Linked DNA regions of Homo sapiens: region 1 is linked to region 2. The links are chromatin loops, found by intact Hi-C in ENCODE. Cell type or tissue: tibial artery. All regions are shown on one strand. Links, peaks and the distances in the headings refer to the core of each region. The heading gives the core; the rest is flanking DNA. Region 1 has its middle 7.5 kb from the start of FOXD2. Region 2 has its middle 100 kb from the start of LINC01738.

Evidence for each region. A loop is a pair of places that touch in the nucleus more often than their neighbours do. Peaks named below come from ENCODE experiments on the same cell type or tissue, not always from the same donor. Only the 100,000 strongest peaks of a DNase experiment are listed, where the experiment ranks them.
Region 1: it touches region 2 in a loop (2.3-fold over the local background); 9 of 110 quality-filtered maps call a loop at or near these places.

The regions. Positions count from the first base shown.
Region 1 is chr1:47,441,376-47,449,697 of GRCh38, forward strand. No RefSeq gene overlaps it. Among named protein-coding and RNA genes, the nearest start is that of FOXD2, 7.5 kb to the left of the region's middle. RefSeq lists an enhancer at 4,820-5,320. In tibial artery, for the core only: no CTCF peak of the experiment used is centred there; no DNase peak of the experiment used is centred there; H3K4me3 peaks cover 1,150 bases; H3K27me3 peaks cover 7,217 bases.
Region 2 is chr1:47,583,845-47,592,166 of GRCh38, forward strand. No RefSeq gene overlaps it. Among named protein-coding and RNA genes, the nearest start is that of LINC01738, 100 kb to the right of the region's middle. RefSeq lists an enhancer at 6,642-7,182. In tibial artery, for the core only: a CTCF peak has its summit at 4,580; DNase peaks (open chromatin) are centred at 477, 6,777 and 7,117; H3K27ac peaks cover 1,962 bases.

The sequences.
Region 1 (8,322 bases), core at 311-8,310, 140 kb before region 2:
CCCCCCCGCCACCCCCTAACACATGTAACAGAGTAAAAGGCTTGGACTGGGGACTGTGAAACCTTTCTTTCCTCCAGCCCAAGAGGGTTAGAGGGGCACTATGAGCTGAATGAAAGAGTCAGTGGAGTAACACTCAAGGTAAAACTTCCCATCCCGTGAGCAAGACTCATAGCTGGAAGCTACTGCCTGAGTACAAATCCATTGGTCTGGTTGGAGTCTTCCATAAACCCATTGAGTCTCCCAGCTCTCTGCCTATGCCTGGGACTCCCAGTGGCCAGACTTGCCAGTGTGTTGAGTGAGAGGTGATCTTTGGGTGAAGCAGAGATGATTGCTTAGCTCTTTTCTCTATATATTCCAGTGAGATTATAGGAGAGGAGAAACAGAGGTGCAAGAAGAGGCAGTGTAGACTTCACAGAAAACAGACACATGTTGAGGGCAAGGGTTGGGAGATGAAGTGACAGACAGAGAAGGAAGAAGACACGGTCAGAGACCCAGATGCAGGGAACTTGAGAGAGGTGAGCCACACAGGCCTCTTCAGCTAGGATCCCTGCAGCTGGCAATAGTAGAAAAGAAGGAAGAGGTGGAGGACTGAGACCACTGTAGAAAGGGTGTCAAAATCAGGATTAGGGTGGGAAGAACACACCAGAGCTGGGGAAGGGTTGTTTGGGGTTCCCAAGTCTCTCATCGCCTTCACCAGTGGAGAAGAGATGAGGCTCAAGGTGCAAAGAGTACACGCAGTCCCTCTGCCAGAGGCAAGGCAACCCTCTCCTTGTTGAGAGACTGTGGAAGTGGAGGGAGGTCAAACGGAGTGGGCCACCTTCCCACCATTTTATCAAATGGTCCAGGCAAAGTAAGGTTAGGTTGGATGGTATAAAGGGAGAAACCTCTGCTGATACTGGGATGAAGGTCTCTGGCTGGTTGCTTCGTCTACTTAAATGTCTCTGAGTTTAATTTTGTTTATTTTCACTTGAGGAAGGGTGACTGTGACTGAAGGAACATGCACCCACACAAGTGAGCATGTGTGTGTGTGTGTGTGTGTGTGTGTGTGTGCGCTGTCAGTAAAGCACTTTGTAGCTATGTGATCTCATTTACAATGAATATGTCACTCCCAGATATTAGATCGGAGGTTTACGTAAAAGATTTATTAATTGGTTTTTCCTCTTTAGAGGAGAAAATTAAGTCAGCAAGAATTATGTCTGATGGTGGATAGTTGGATGAGATACTTCCACAACTGCTATTTATAGGAGAAGCAGCAGACCCTTGTGTGTGTGTGTGTGTGTGTGTGTGTGTGTGTGTGTGTGTGTGTGTGAATTTATCTGAGCATATTGCTTGGTGTCTGTGTGTTGGAGGATCCATATCAGGAAAAGGTAGAAAAAAGAGGGCTGGGGAACAAGAGCGAGATGTACCCTTATAGGGGCTTCTAGGGATCTTGGAGCTCCAGACCCATGACTCAGACCCCAGTTTCTCAGTGGGCCAAGAAGGGTAGACCTGAGCCAGAGAAGATTGCGGTCTGAGGACCGGGAGTCAGAGAGAAGCCACTGATGCCCAGCTGGCCTTGAAAAATACCCAGAAAGGGAATTGCTGCGGGAGCTCCCAAGGCTCCAGATGCTGAAGGCAGAGAAGAAGGGAGGGTATTTAGAGTTTGGGGCTCCTTTAGGTTGTCTTTGTGGGGAACCTGTTAGGAGCTGGGAAGGGCCCATTTGGGATCTGGACTTCAAGGCAAAGGATGAGGGAGTTTCAGGATTTGTATGGTAGAATCCTCCTGGATGTTTTTTAATTCCTCCTGACTGGAAGGGCCTAATGGGTGACTCCTCCCAAACTATGGGTGCATAGGGTGGGTGTTCAGTTTAAGGAGGCTCACTAGGCATCCTGGGAGGAGAAACAGGCTATCCCATCTGGAGGGGCTCCTGTAGGTTCCGTCTGTGCTTGGGTGGAGGGAACTGAGGTTCTGCTGCCCTGCAGGCCCCAACAATCAGTGACAATAATAAGAAAATATTCAGGGCATACCTTCATCTCTCTAAGGTGAGAAAAAAAAGAAGGTAGGAAATCGGCCTGGGGTTCAGAGAGTGCTGCTGAGAGCGGGCAGTTTAAAGGGAAAGAAAATTGGCGAATTTCACTGGTCAATTTCACTTCATTTCGTTCAATTTCGTTCAATTTCATTCCTTTTCATCCAGCGCCGGGAGGCCCGAGGCCACAAGGAAGGGGAGGGGGTCTTTCCGGGCGAATTTCCCTCATCTTGTAGATTTACTCTCTAGGGCTGTGAAGAACAGCCTTGATTCTGAAACTTTGACGTACGTTTTTCAGCCGCCGCTAAGAGCAGACATTTTATTTTATTGAAGGGTATTTGGTTTGGGTGATCGAAGCACATCGGTGAGACTCTCCGCACTTCTCTCTTGCAGCCCAATTAAAGCGGTTAATTCTTTTCACCGCTTATTCCTCCCCATCTTTCTTTCTTTCTCCTGGGGCTCCTCGGACCACCCAGGAGCCGGAGTTGAGGTGGGGGCGGACACTTCCCCTCCATATCCAATTTGCTCTTGCCACAGCGGGCGCGTCTTCGTGGTTACAAAGCGCTTTTTCCCTGATGACTTTTTTCCCCTTTTCAAAAACACTTCTTTCTCCCCCCTTCAACTAGCAACCCTCCCCAGGCCCACCCCTCCTCCCTCTCCGCTCCGGTTTATTTAAACTTCGCCTCCTCCAGCGCCGCCGCAGCGCGCACTTAATGAAGTTGAAGGCTCGGTGAGCCCGGGTGAAGAGGGTTTGGAATCTGTTGAAAGGGGCGTTTTGTGACACTGATTGGGGCGGGGGCGGGGGCAGTCGCGGACCAGACAATGACCGACCAGGCGGGTTTTCCTGCGCACAGGGTCAGGCGAATAAAGGCGCCGACGCTGTTTAAACGAAGGACCTTGTAAGAGAAAGGGAGAAAAGATTTTGTGTGTGGAGCGTGCCTCGTAAGGTTTCGTGCTTAGGAGAAGTTGGGAGGAGGCAGCTCGCCTAGAGTCTTTACGGACCGAATTCGGAGTTTATTTCGAACACTATGCATCAAGCCAAAGAAAAGCGGGGCCAGTTTGGGTTTGCGCCTAACTTAATTCCGATACGCGCGTCAAAATGTTGTGTAGGCTGGGGCCTGGGGAGGCGTTCAGGAGGGCCAACCAGGAAGATGACATCCAGCCCACATTTGTCTCTGTGGCTGACGCTCTGAGGTTTGGCGCTCTGGAGAAACGTTGAAAGAAAACTAAAGATGGGCAGTGGTCGGGCAGGATAACTCATCCTCCTAAAGCGTTTGTGAGCAAAACAAATGTTGATTGGGTTTTTTGGAGCGGAATTACTCTGTTCTTTAAGGTCGGCGCAGACACGTACCAGCAGAGAACCTGTAGACAGGACAGAGGTTTCCAGCTCTAGTTTCGGGAACGGATTTTTCCGCGGGCTAGTGGGCGCGGCGCGGCGCAGGGCGGAGCGGGCACCGCCTCCTTCCGTAGCGGAGCGAGAGCTGCCGCTCGAGGCTGAGGCCGCTCCGGAGGCCTGGAGGCTTCGGACTGCTGGACTAGTGGGGAAGGAAGGCGGTTTCCTCCGCAGCGCCCCGGTGCTGCACTCCGCACCGTCACCTTCTGGGTTGTTTCTGGCGCTCCCTCTGCTCTCAGCCTCGAGTCCTGGGTCCCTGCGGAGCGCTGTCTTTTCGCTCCACGCGGACTCTGAGCGGAAGTCGCTCGCTGTCCGCGACTTTGCATTTCTCCTGCAGCAGGGGTCTCTACCCGGTGCCTTCCTCCCGGCACGCTAGCCTCCTCGCCGAAATTTCGTCGTCCCGGAGTCGGTAACCGAGTCCCAGGCTTTACTGCCACTCCACTCCCTGCTGGGTTATTTAAGAGATACGCGGCTTCCGAGGGGTTTTCATCAGACCCCGCAAGTGCGCTCGGCTGGGAAGGATGCGCTCCGATGCCGCTACAGGGGTTCCGCGCGTTTCACCGCGGGAAGCCCGGGCATTGGAGATCTGTGCTCAGTTCTCTAGGTGTTGGAAAGTTGCCTCAGGCTGCTTTCATCTCTGGGGCATTTCTGTCTACGCAGGCAGAAGGATCTTTGGAATTGCAGTTGCATGGATCTTAGTTCTGGAAAGGGCGAATCATTGGGGGAACAAAAAATTCAAATCCGTCCTTTTGATTCCTAAAAATCACTGCAGACCTGAAAAGTGCATTTCGAGTTATCTGTGTAGACACTGCCGGTGTGTGTGTGGTGGCGGAGGGTGGGGTAAGGGCCGAGGGTACAGGAGTGGACTTTATTGTTCACATTAACTCACCGGTGCTTACAGAGGACCCTCGATTCGCGACCCCCTCCCCCAGCAGGTGTCTGTGCAGTTCGGACTCCTGGGCTTAGATGCCCCATCCCGTTCAGATGCAAATGTGCTGGGTTCGGGTTGAGTGTGAGGAATCCACCTCCCCACCCCCACCCCGGCCCACGCCTTCCTTCCCCGACGCCCCTTCTGGGCCTTTTGGGTTCCTGTCTCAACTTTGAGTTGCCTATACATCTTTTTGAGATAGGTCTCGCCTCCTCAACAGTCATCATAGTCAAAGAGGGCAACTAGTGAGGCTATTGCGTGAATTAGCCTTCGACCCAGACTGCAGGAGCTTGGGGGTTCTGAGGACAGCACGGCTCTACTTTCCACTTTGGAGTGGAACCTACCTGGCGGGGGTCACACAGCAGATAGTTTGTGCAGCTGGGAAGATGAGCCCTGGACCCGAACGGTATGAGGATATGTATCCTAAGGCCAGCTTTGGTCCCAGTTCACTGGGTGCCGGCTGCCCCAGCCAGCTATGGTCTGCAGAGCCCGAAGGCAGGCAGGAGGATCGCAGATCGAAGATCTGCAAGGACTGAGGATCGTTCCTAGTGTCTGTTTGGAAGCCCGTGGGTCTTGCAATGCGAGGGCAGACAAACTACGAAGCGGGTTCCGGATTCCGATGAGCCACACGACCTCTCCGGCCCCTGATCTGAGCACCCCTCACCTTGGTCCATCTGCTGACCATCTAAAATGTGTAAGCCCAGCGTCAGGGCTCAGTGTGTGACCAAGAACAGTTTTCCTGTTTGAGGAGTTACCTGATAATGCTCAAACACAGGCGAGTTAATTTGTCCCCAACTCTGGAGATCTTTTTCCTGTCTGGCTCCTTCTTTCCTTCCTTAAATATTTAGTGAGCACCTACTGTGTGCTGGGCATTGTCCTGGAGGTACAAGCAGTGAACTTCTGCCTGGCATCATTACAAGCAATCTAACTTGGTAGTTGAGAAAACAAAGAAAGATATAACGATCGACTATCACCATATTTGAAGTAAAAAAAAAAAAAAAGAACTTTGGTGTTTTAAGGGTTAAGTTTGTAGCTTTTCACTTTATCATGATGGCTGCAGGTATCACAGCCCATAGATGTGTGCCTTCTGGGTGTTTGGGGACTGTGACTGTGTTTATGCTTGTGTGTGAGAGGGTATGGATATGCATCAGTGTGTGCAGGAGAATGTGCTTAGGGGTGAAGATTGATGAATGACTATGTGTGTGCTAAGGTATACTTGTGATGTATCAGTGTGAGTCTGTGAGTACAGTAAGTCTCCCTGGCTGTCTTGGGCAGAGGCTGGAGAAATGTGAGTGAAGAGGATTGGAGTGGAAGGGTTAGGAATGAGTCCCTGCCTGAGTTCCCAGCCTATTCCTCTGTTCCTTAACAAAAATTAGGACGTATCCTTCTTCCAATTTCCTTCCCTACTGCAGACAAGGATGGGAACATGGAGCACAAAGTGAAGGTGCTAATGGAGTGCAGTGAGGGCAGCAGTGGAGCAGTCAGCCCTCCTCCCAAGATTCTTACCTCTTACCTTTCCCGCTATGTCCAGCCCCTGCAGCCTGCCTGGGGGTCAGGATCCAGGTTATTGCAGAGCAGCTGAGAGGCTCCATTGTGTGGCCTTGGACCTGTTCTCTGGCCTGGTGCTGCTAGCCCCCTCCCCTCTAGACCACACAGAGGGTCTTGGCTACTGGTCCTAGGTGACTGTGGAGTCTTCTCTTCCATTGCCAGAAAACTGGCTTACATCAAGGAGGCAGGTGCAGGCTGTAGAGCCTGAAATGCCAGAGCTTGCAGGGTCTCCAAGGCTAACATTGTATGGGAAACTGGTCTAGAGGGGGTGAGCGGTGGCATTTGCCCAGAGTTGCTCAGCAGGATCCTAGATATAAAGTTGGACCCTGCAGCATCTATGCACTAACATAGACAATTAACATAGATAATTAACATAGACAAATAACATAGACTATAGACACTGGTCCAGATCTTTTCCTTTTATTTTTAGTTGATGCATAATAATTGTAGTAAATAATTTACTACAATTATTACAACCCCACAAATATGGGATTTAATTGTATGTAAATCCCATATTTGTGGGATGCAGAATGATATTTGATACATGCATACAATATGTAACAATCAAATAAGGGTAATTAGCATAACTCTCACCTCAAACACTTATCATTTCTTTTTGTTGTGAACGTTAGAAATCCTCTTCTAGGTTTTTGAAGATATATAATAAATTATTGTTAACTATATCTACCCTACAGTGCTATGGAACACTAGAACTTGTTTCTCCTACCTTGCTGCAATTTTGTTTTCATTAAGGTATAGCTATTTTGAGGAAACTAAAAACTTAGCATCTCCTCTTGTCTCTAGGGAAATCTCAAATGTCACCTGGGCTGTCAATGCTTCTGAATGCCCCTTCCTTCCTAAAGGCAGGATAGGAGTAAGGTCAAGATCAAGGTGAAGGATAGCAGACAATTATCCAGATAAATCAGGCATGGAATAGATCACCTTTAGGTGAGAGAGGTGCTCGTGGCTTTAGGGAGAAGTGTAGGTTAGCAAGAGCGTCTGGCACTCCACTTTCCCCAGGGTTCCTGGGCTGGGAGAGGTGGCCGAATTCTCCTCCTAGCCCTAGGCAGAGCAGAAGGTCCAGCGCCAGTGACCCCCTTGGAGGAGAGGAAGGGGTAGGGGAATGGTCAGAGTTTGCCAGTGAATGTCTCTAGTTTTCGGATCTTCCAGTGTGGTGGCTTCCCTGCCTCTTTTGCTTTCGTGAGTCTGTTGGAGAATCTATCTGTCAGTTGGCCCACTGGAGTGCTCCAAGCCTTGCTTCCCTCACCCCACCTGACTCTAGGCCTTTTATAAAGTGAAGAATAAACAAAGAAAATCTGGGCCACTCAGGTCCCAGGCAGCTTTGGTTGGAGCCGTTCCTTCCTTGGTCAGATATGCTGACCAAGCTTCAGGGCTTTGGGGTGTGTGTGTGTGTGTGTGTGTGTGTGTGTGTATGTGTGTGCGTGTGTAGGCTCAAGTGTAGCATTAGGAATTCTGAATTACACTTACCTCTGGAAGCTACCAGGGCTTTTTGGTGCCTCTTTCCACTCCTCCTGGATCTTTACCTTAGCACCTACCCTGAAGATACTTATCTAATATTGGGAGTAGAGAAGGGGAGGAGGTGAGAAGATTCCTGATTCTTGCTGGGGTGCTGACTCTCTGTGTCCTTTGGCAAGTACTCCCCCTATCCCCACTGGGCCTCCATTTCTCTGTCTCAGAAATGGAGCTGGGGAAAGTTAGCCTGGACTCACCTCCTGGGTCTGTGGTCAGTGGCTGCTTCCCAGCTCCTCCCTCTAGTCTACTGAACAGCTCATGCCCCTCCCTCAGCTGTCGCTCTGCAGCAAGGGTGCTGGATGGGACAGTGCTGGACTTTGGAGACATCTCAGGAGCAGCCTCAGGACTTCTACCATAGCTGCCTACTTACTGGGAGCTTGGCTCACTTCCTTTCTGGATCTAAGAGGCTTCCACGTGGGACCCAGGGCTTTTTCCTTCCCTGGCAGGGCCATGGAGGGGTGGCCAAATCTCTGTGTATGTTTTGGTTGCCGGTTTGCATAAATGTACCTCCTTTGGGGAGAAGGGGGAATGTGGATGAGGTTGAAGGTGAGTCGCTGCCTGAAGCTGGCAGAGCTCAGCCCATCCCATTGTGTCTCCCGGGGCACTGAGATAGGGTGGCACAAAATGGAAAAGGGAGCCTCTAACCCAGCTCCTTTTTACTCCTCTCTGTTCACCCTGAGCCACCCAGCCTTCTTTCCGGGAAGCCTTGCCCGGATGAGGGCTGGGTAGTGGGGAGAGGCAGGGCACCCCACAGGAGCTGGAGGGCTGTAACCTATCAATGTGGGGGAGTGGGTCAGAACGTTCCCAAAGCCTGAGTGGGGAGGGGGCTGTGGCTTGGCTCCCTCCCTAAAAGTCCCCGCCCAGGCCAAACTAAAGAACTTGCTTTTGTGGGGTTGTAGCTGGAAGTACTCGAA
Region 2 (8,322 bases), core at 5-8,004:
ACAGTGCTTTATAAATATTGTCTCATTTGGTTTTTTTAAAGGGATTTATTTTTGTATCCATTTTAGAGAAAAGTGAGTCTCAGAGCAGTGAAGTAGCTGACTCAAGGCCACCAAGCTTGGATTTGCACCTGTGTTTGCCTTCAAAGACCCTGATTTCGAGCTCTGTGCTATCCTGCCTCCTGATGACTGTCCTTCCTGAGGGCAGTGCTTCCCCCAGTGTTTCCAGCCTGCCTCTCTGTTTTTGCTCACAGATTTCTGACCAGTCAAGGATGAGCAGAAGCAGAGTCCTTAGTATTCCATTCTAACCCCTGCGCAGCCTAAATAATAATGCTTCAAGATTGTGCAGTGGGTTGGGAGCATCACTTACAGGCATTTGTCTTTGGACCCCTGGCACTTCCTCTGTGGACTGAAGAGGCAATCACCATAGCACCTTCCCTTTCCTGGCACTTGCTGCATCCCAGAGCAGGGTCACCAGGCATGTGGAGCCCACCAACCCTTCAAGGAGGAGTAGGCAGGGTATATTGTACAGATGGGCAAAGAGCCCAGCTGGAGCCAGACTGGACCATGTTTTGCAGCCTTGCCCTCCAAGGAGGCACTGGCTGTTCTCACACTGCCAACCTGGCACAAGCCCCTGTGGCTGTGAGCAAGTTGGGTGTGGCATGCAGAACCCTTGGAGGCTGGCACGTGTCAAGAGAAGAAAGGTCCTTGGAACCACTTTGCAAGTTTATTAGGCACATTTTCAAGGCCCAAACAGGCTCCAAGAAGTTACAGAAATAGCTGGTGATTTATTTCCAGTCAGTGTAGTTTGACCAATTCAATTCACTATAGCATACTAGAAATAATTCCTATCTTCTCATCCACTCTTTAACTTATTCATTCAGTGATTCTCTCATTCATTCATCACTATATTCAATTATTTTTGCTTGTTCGCTCATTCATTTTCTCATTCATTCATTTACTCCGATACCTACATAGGTCTACTTCCTCACCTCTTTTAAGACTTTTTCTCAAATGTCACATTCATAGTGAGGCCCTCTGTTCTATCCCCCACCACAGGAAAAGCCCTTTACCTGTTTTAATTTTCTCCATGCATTTTCCTAATATACTATCTAATTTACTTATTTGCTTTTTCATTGTCTGACTCTGCTGATTATAATAAGCAGAGATTGGGTCTATTGCTTTTATGACTAGGTCCTCAGTGCCTAGAATAGTGTCTGGCACATAAGGGGATTGATAAGTGTTTATGGAATTAATGAATCTGTTTATTTTATTCAAGAAATACAGTTCTGAGAGTCTGCTGGATAGACAGTTGTTTTTGAAGGGGGTCAGGATCCAGGACAGGTGCTTGGGATAGACGCTCGTGGGGTGAACTTTGAAGGCTGGGGATGCCTGTGTTAACAGAGATAGTGATGGGTGACTGGTGGATCATTGTAGGCTGATGGGACAGCTAGTACACAGCAAGTGGAAAAGTACAGGCTGTGTTTGCAGAGATGCTCCTGAGGCCAAATGGCTGGATTTGGTGAGTAATTGAATGTAGGGGCTGAGGGTGAGGGAAGCCTTGGGGATGACTGAGGTTGTGTGTTGGACAGTCTGGGTGGAAGTGATGTCATTAACCAAGGGAGACATCGGGGGCTTCGAAAAAAGGAAAGACAATGGCTTCAAGACCTCTCTTTCAAAAGCAACTTTCAATTACAATTTGACCCATGTTTTTTGTGTTGTGTTGATTTTATTTTTGATTCACATTGTCTGCTTCTGCCAGGCGCCTGGAGAAGAGGGTGTTTTGGGCACCTCATCCATCTCTGCTGTCTTACATCTTGGTGTCTGTGAAATGTGGCTTCTTGGTTCGAACGTGAAAGGGGTTTGCACAATGGAAGACCCGCCCATAGGCTTTCCTTTGCCGTGGCTGGCATGAGCTGTGGTGAGACTGGGATGGGAAATGAGGCATTAGAGTTTGACACTTGGACTTTATTGCCTCCAAATGATTGTCTGCCTTTTGAAAATTATAGAGAAGCCTGCTTTGGAATTTTGAGCAAACATCAGCCACAGCTCCACAGCTATGGATTTTATGTGAAATTACAGCCAGAAGAGGAGGAAGAGGGAGAGGGGCAGCTGGAAGTCTCCCTGGGAGAGGAGTCTTTGAAGGGCTGTTCCCTGGCAGAGCAAACAGATCTGTTCTGCAGGGTCCCTGAAGGAGGGGACAAGGAGGAGGCTCTAAAGCCTATAAAAAGGTCCTCTCATAATCAGATATTCCCAAAGATGAGATGGGTTGACTTTGAAAGTAGTGAGCTCCCTGATCTGTGAAGTATGCAAGCAGGGGCTGAACAGATAATTATTAGAGAGCCTGCAGAGTGGCTTCTTGTTCTAGGCGGGTAACTGGAGTGGACTTCACTTTGAGGTACTTCCAGGACTCATGTTCCAAGCTGCTAAGAGATTTCAGAGATTAAACATGTCGCAGCATTGCCATTGCCCCTCTTCCAACTCTGAGACATCCTCCTCCTCCCACGATCCAAATCCATGGCCTTGAATGATGGAAATTAAGACATCAAGAACAGGTCATAGTAAAAGTGTTCCAACTAATGAATGAAAAAAAAAAAAGACAGAATTTGGTATCACCCACTACTTTGCAATACCCACAGAATTAATGGAGCTAGACACTGAACATCAATGGCTGCCAACAATCTCAGAAAGAGACACAGCCAGACCTTGTGTGTTCCCGATGAAAGCGCACAACTCCACCGATCATCTTGCCAAAGGGGTTTGAGCCTAAGTGTGATCTACTCTCTGGATCCAGCTGCCAATTTGAAGGAAAAACAGGACAGAAGCACATGGTGAATGGCATCATGAATCGGCTAGCAGCAAAATCCAGACTATGGAAACTCTTTTTTTTTTTTTTTTTTTTTTTTTGAGACAGAGTCTCACTCTGTCACCCAGGCTGGAGTGCAGTGGCGCGATCTCGGCTCTCTGCAAGCTCCGCCTCCCGGGTTCACGCCATTCTCCTGCCTCAGCCTCCCGAGTAGCTGGGACTACAGGCGCCCACCACCACGCCCGGCTAATTTTTTGTATTTTTAGTAGAGACGGGGTTTCACCGTGTTAGCTAGGATGGTCTCGATCTCCTGACCTCGTGATCCCCCCGCCTCAGCCACCCAAAGTACTGGGATTACAGGTGTGAGCCACCGCACCCGGCCTGGAAACTCTTTAGGTCAAAGAGCCAGGGTACTTCCATGGATAAACTGTCAGGTAGAGCAAGGGATGGCAGTGGAAGGCTGGGGATTACAAGAGACCTAAAAGACATCAAATATAGGAAATGAACATGACTGAATGATAGTGTCTAGGGATGTACATTTAGGTGATCAAATTATAAGGAAAAGCAAGAAAATAGTAATTACAAAAGTTAGAATTGGCACGGTGGTTCATACCTGTAATCCCAGCACTTTGGGCGGCCGAGGCGGGTGGATCACAAGGTCAGGAGATCAAGACCAGCCTGGCTAACACGGTGAAACCCTGTCTCTACTAAAAAATTGGCCAGCCGTGGTGGTGGGCACCTGTAGTCCCAGCTGCTTGGGAGGCTGAGGCAGGAGAATGGCGTGAACTCAGGAGGCGGAGCTTGCAGTGAGCAGAGAATATGCCACTGCACTCCAGCCTGGGTGACAGAGTGAGACTCCGTTTAAAAAAAAAAAAAAAGTTAGAATTTGTGGTTACTTTTGGAGAAGAGAGAGGAGGCACCTGGAGGGGCTTCTATGGTGACGGACACAGCTTTATTTCTTACCTTGGGAATGGTTACAAAGGTATTCACCTTAGAGTGATTCATTAAATGATATGTTTGCTTTGTATGGTTTTCTGTTATTTTACAATAAAAGGTTAAAAAGACTAAGTCACAAATATGGCATTCTGGTCTTACCCCCCAAGCACCTGTATATTGGCAGCCCTTGTCTGCTCAGAGTTGGGTGACCCTGACTGGCAGTGGTCTCTTTCTTCCAGTTTCCAAGACACTCTGAAACACAGAGACAAAGAGATAAAGAAAATGGAGAAACATCCCTATGATGGAAAAAAATAAACAAACTCATTGCTTAAAAACATCAGCAACAGTAATAATAACAATAACAAAAAACCCATCTGTGAAATTTACAGGTCTCCAGTTAAGCTGGTGCGTCCCTTCCTAATTAGTCCTTCCCTGGATGAGAATGGGTCTGGGTCCATGTTGGGGAAAGGTGGTGGTGGTGATGGGGGTAGCTGGGTGCCTGTGAGAAGCCTGAGGCTGTCTCCTCTGTCTTTCCCATCCCCTGAGACCACCACTGCCCAGCAGTATTGGCCTGGGAAGCTCTGCATGGCCCCTGGGCTGCTCAGTCTCCTGGGAGAGGTGCTACTCTGTTTCCTGTGAGATAAGGCGCAGGGATATATTTAGATAAAAGCAAAGTGAAATTGAAATCCCTTGGGAAATCCCTTGGGAGGGGTGGTGTGGAAAGATTCCGGAGCCTGCTCAGCGGCTCCAAGTTTTACAGTCTGGTGAACATAGAGCCTGGCCCTTGTCCGCGCTGAAGGCAGCCACCAGGGCACCAGAATTGCGGGTGTGTGTGTGTGTGTGTGTGTGTGTGTGTGTGTTGGGAGTCCTGAAAGGGACAGGCTTGCTTGACTCCTGCTCTCAGGGGCTCACATGAGGACTTCCTGGGATGGGCCTGGCAGAGGCAGCAGCGGAGAGAGAGCCCTGCCACTGTCCTGAACACTGCAGTGTGATTCAGGGAAGCCATGTGACTTCTCTGGTCCTCTGCTGTCTCATCTAAAAGAGAGGGGATGAAATAAGATGGCCCGGAGTTCCCTCTCAGTTTTCACAGTGAGGGACTCTAAACTGCAATATTTCTCTGGCTCATATTTCTTTGACCCTCATGCTGGGTATCAAAGAGCTTTCTTTCTACAAAAAGCCTGTAGCTTATGCTCACACCTCCCTCTTGGAGGAGGTGCTGAGATGCCTTGATATCTAACCTTCTCATTTCTTAGAACTGTTGAAAAGAAAGTGCATCTCTAGCTTTCCTGACTCACTCAGAACCTGTGGTGCCTGCACATGTTGTGAGAATTAGGAAAAGATGCCCCTGTGCAGGCATTGCCCAGCATGCTCATAGTGAGGCTGCTGCAGAGGGGATGGTATCTTTGGAAAAATTGAAAAGAGGAGCCCTTTTCGCCCCCCACCACCCCCCGGCAAAGGACACAGCCCTGTGGCAATGCACATAGCTTGGAGAGCAAAACAAGAAATGAATTTTTCAGCCACCATTTCCCTCTTGGCAGGGTGTCTTGAACAATGAACAACCTGTACAACTGCACATAATGGACTGTTTAACTGCTTTGGGCTTCTGAAGGGGCCAGGCATCCATTCTTGCTCCAATAAATGAAAATAAGCAAATAGAGAGGAGTCTTCAGAGAATTCCTTTCCACATGAGCTCCAGTGCTCAGCATGGGGTCTGGGAGAGAGTAGGATCATGGATTACTCTACATCATGGTTACCAACTTCAGCTAGGACCCAATCACAGTCTGCAGCCTTTCTGTTGAAGTACACAAATTCTCTTCTCTCTTCTCAGATCTTCACCCACCCTTTCCATCCTATCCTCTTACCCAGAAGACACCTTGTTCCCTACTCACAGAGACGCAGAAGGTGCCACATGAGACTTTCCTCAGCTTCCCACAACCAAAGCTATGTCTAGTTCCACCCTCACCATCATCCCTCCTTCCTCACCGTCTCCAGCCACTCAGCCCTTCTCTGCATTCTCTGGATTTCTTCCCGACTTCTTCTGCTGCCTGACTCCTCTCTTACACCATTCAGGTCTCCCTTAAGCATAATTTCTTCCAGGGTGAAAAGGAGGTGGTAGGGAGCTTCCCTGATGCCCTGTCTGCCCCTGTTAGAGGAGAGTTCTGTCTATTACAAACTTCAGTGGCTTTCCTTCCTTTTGCATAATACTCTGTGCATTTGCAATTTACTTCTTCAGTTTCTCTTCTTCCGTGGTAGACTGTGGGTGCCCACGGCAGGGATGGTAAATGCCTCCTTCACTTGCGACAGCTTCAGTGCCTAGTCCCTAGCCTGGTATGTGAAATGGGGGGCAGGGCTGGCATTTACTGTCTGTGGCTGAACAAATGTGTGACTGTGTGTGAAGTGAGGTATAAATGAATTTGGGAATGAATGCTATGAGTTCCTGTGGCTCGCTCCCCTTGACCTCATTTGCAACAGGGACCCATGGATCCCACAAAGATAAAAAATGGAAGGAACAGTACTGATTGTCCAAGTCTGTCCTGCTATTCTACCGCATAGGAAACTGAGACCCAGAGAGAGTAAAGAGGAATGGGCCTGCCTAATGTCACGTGGCCAGGAAACAGCAGAGACTGAGGTCCAAGTCGGGCTCCTTGCCCTGGTCTAGGGCCCAGAGGAGAGAGGTCGTTCAAGAGAAAATTTATTGGGAGTAGCTCCTGTAATACGAAGTGGTACCTCCATGTATACAGCCATTTAAGCTTCTGAAAGACTGCCACTGCACCCTCTCACTAGCTCTGCAAGATAGGCCATGCATGGCTGGCCAGCCCCTCTGTTTAAATGGAGAAACTGAGCCCTGTGCTCCTGGAGTGGGGCTGGGGCTGCTGCCTCCCTCCCATATTCCTGGAGAAGATCACCTCAAAGGAAGTGAAGATATTTTTGAAAGTGTGTGTGCGTGTGTGTGTGTGTGTGTATGAAATGGGGGAGTTTTCAGCATCAGCTGAGGATAGAGAGGGAGGCTGGGGTCAGGGGGGCCTAGAATGACAGGTTAAGGAGTCTGGGTTTTGCCCAGTAGTGGAATGGGAGCTACCAATGGTGTTTGGTCTGAGGGTGCCATGCTGGGAGTGGGTTTTCAGGAAGGCACCTCTGGTACATGGGAAGGTGGGAGGGTGGGTGTGAATCTGAGACTCAGGTCGGGGGTGCAAGCTTGATTTCTCTCCTCCTTTGGGTGGGCAGCTGGCAGCCTGCTGGGCAGGGCAGGGTGGGTGGGAGGCAGATAGTGGGGGTGAGCTCCTTAAGAACAGCATCAGCCTTCAGCCTGTGGAAGGATAAAGAGCTCACGTTTGGGAGCAGCCAGCCAGCATGTGTCCTGGGACTGGGCTTCCTAGCCACACACTTTCCTGTAAGGAATCCCACCCAGAGCTGTTCCTCCCAGGCCCAGCCCTCTGGGGAGCGGGGAAGGCGGGGCCTGGCTGTTTGCACTGCAGGGAACCAGGTGGGATGTCCGGGTCCCTTTTATTGTACTGCCAGGGGCACTGAGGGAACTTGGTGTGTAGGGTGTGTGCCCGTGAGAGTAAGACGGACTGGGGGCACCTGAGAGAGGTGTGTACAAGTGTGAGGCTGTGTGTGCATGTGAACAAGAGGACATCTCTTGCAATGTGTGTGAAGCTGAGTGTGGGTGAGTGTGAGATTGTGTGAGGCCTCTGTGCATGAGCATGAAACGGCACAGCAATGACAGGGGGTGTGTGTGTGTGTGTGTGTGAGTGAGTCTGTGAGGTGAAGGTGAGTGTGCTTGTGTAACTTTAGTGTGTGTGTGCCTGTGGGGTGAAGGGGTGTGTGTGTGTGTGCCTGTGGGGTGAAGGGGTGTGTGTGTGTGTGTGTAACTGTAGTAGGTGGGTGTGTGTGAGCCTGTGAGATGAAGGTGAGTGTGCATGTGTAACTGTGTTGTGTGTGTAGTGTGTGAGTCTGTGAGGTGAAGGTGAGTGTGCGTGTGTAACTGTTGTGTGTGTGTAGTGTGTGTGTGAATCTGAGGTGAAGGTGAGTGTGCATGTGTAACTGTTGTGTGTGTGTAGTGTGTGTCTATGAGATGGTGAGTGTGCGTGTGTAACTGTGTTGTGTGTGTCTATGAGGTGAAGGTGAGTGTGCGTGTGTAACTGTGTGTTGTGTATGAGTCTATGAGATGAAGGTGAGTGTGCGTGTGTAACTGTGTTGTGCGTGTTGTGTGTGTCTGTGAGGTGAAGGTGAGTGCGCATGTGCGTGTGTAACTGTGTTGTGTGTGTGAGTCTATGAGAAGGTGAGGTGCATGTGTCACTCTGTGTAGTGTGTGAGTCTATGAGATGAAGGTGAGTGTGCACAACTGTGTGTTGTGTGTGTGTAGTGTGTGTGTCTATGAGATGAAGGTGAGTGTGCGTGTGTAACTGTGTGTTGTGTGTGTAGTGTGTGAGAGAGTCTGAGATGAAGGTGAGTGTGCATAACTGTGTTGTGTGTGTAGTGTGTGTGAGTCTGAGGTGAAGGTGAGTGTGCGTGTGTAACTGTGTTGTGTGTGTAATGTGCGTGTGGGTCTGTGAGGTGAAAGTGTGTTTGCGTGTGTAACT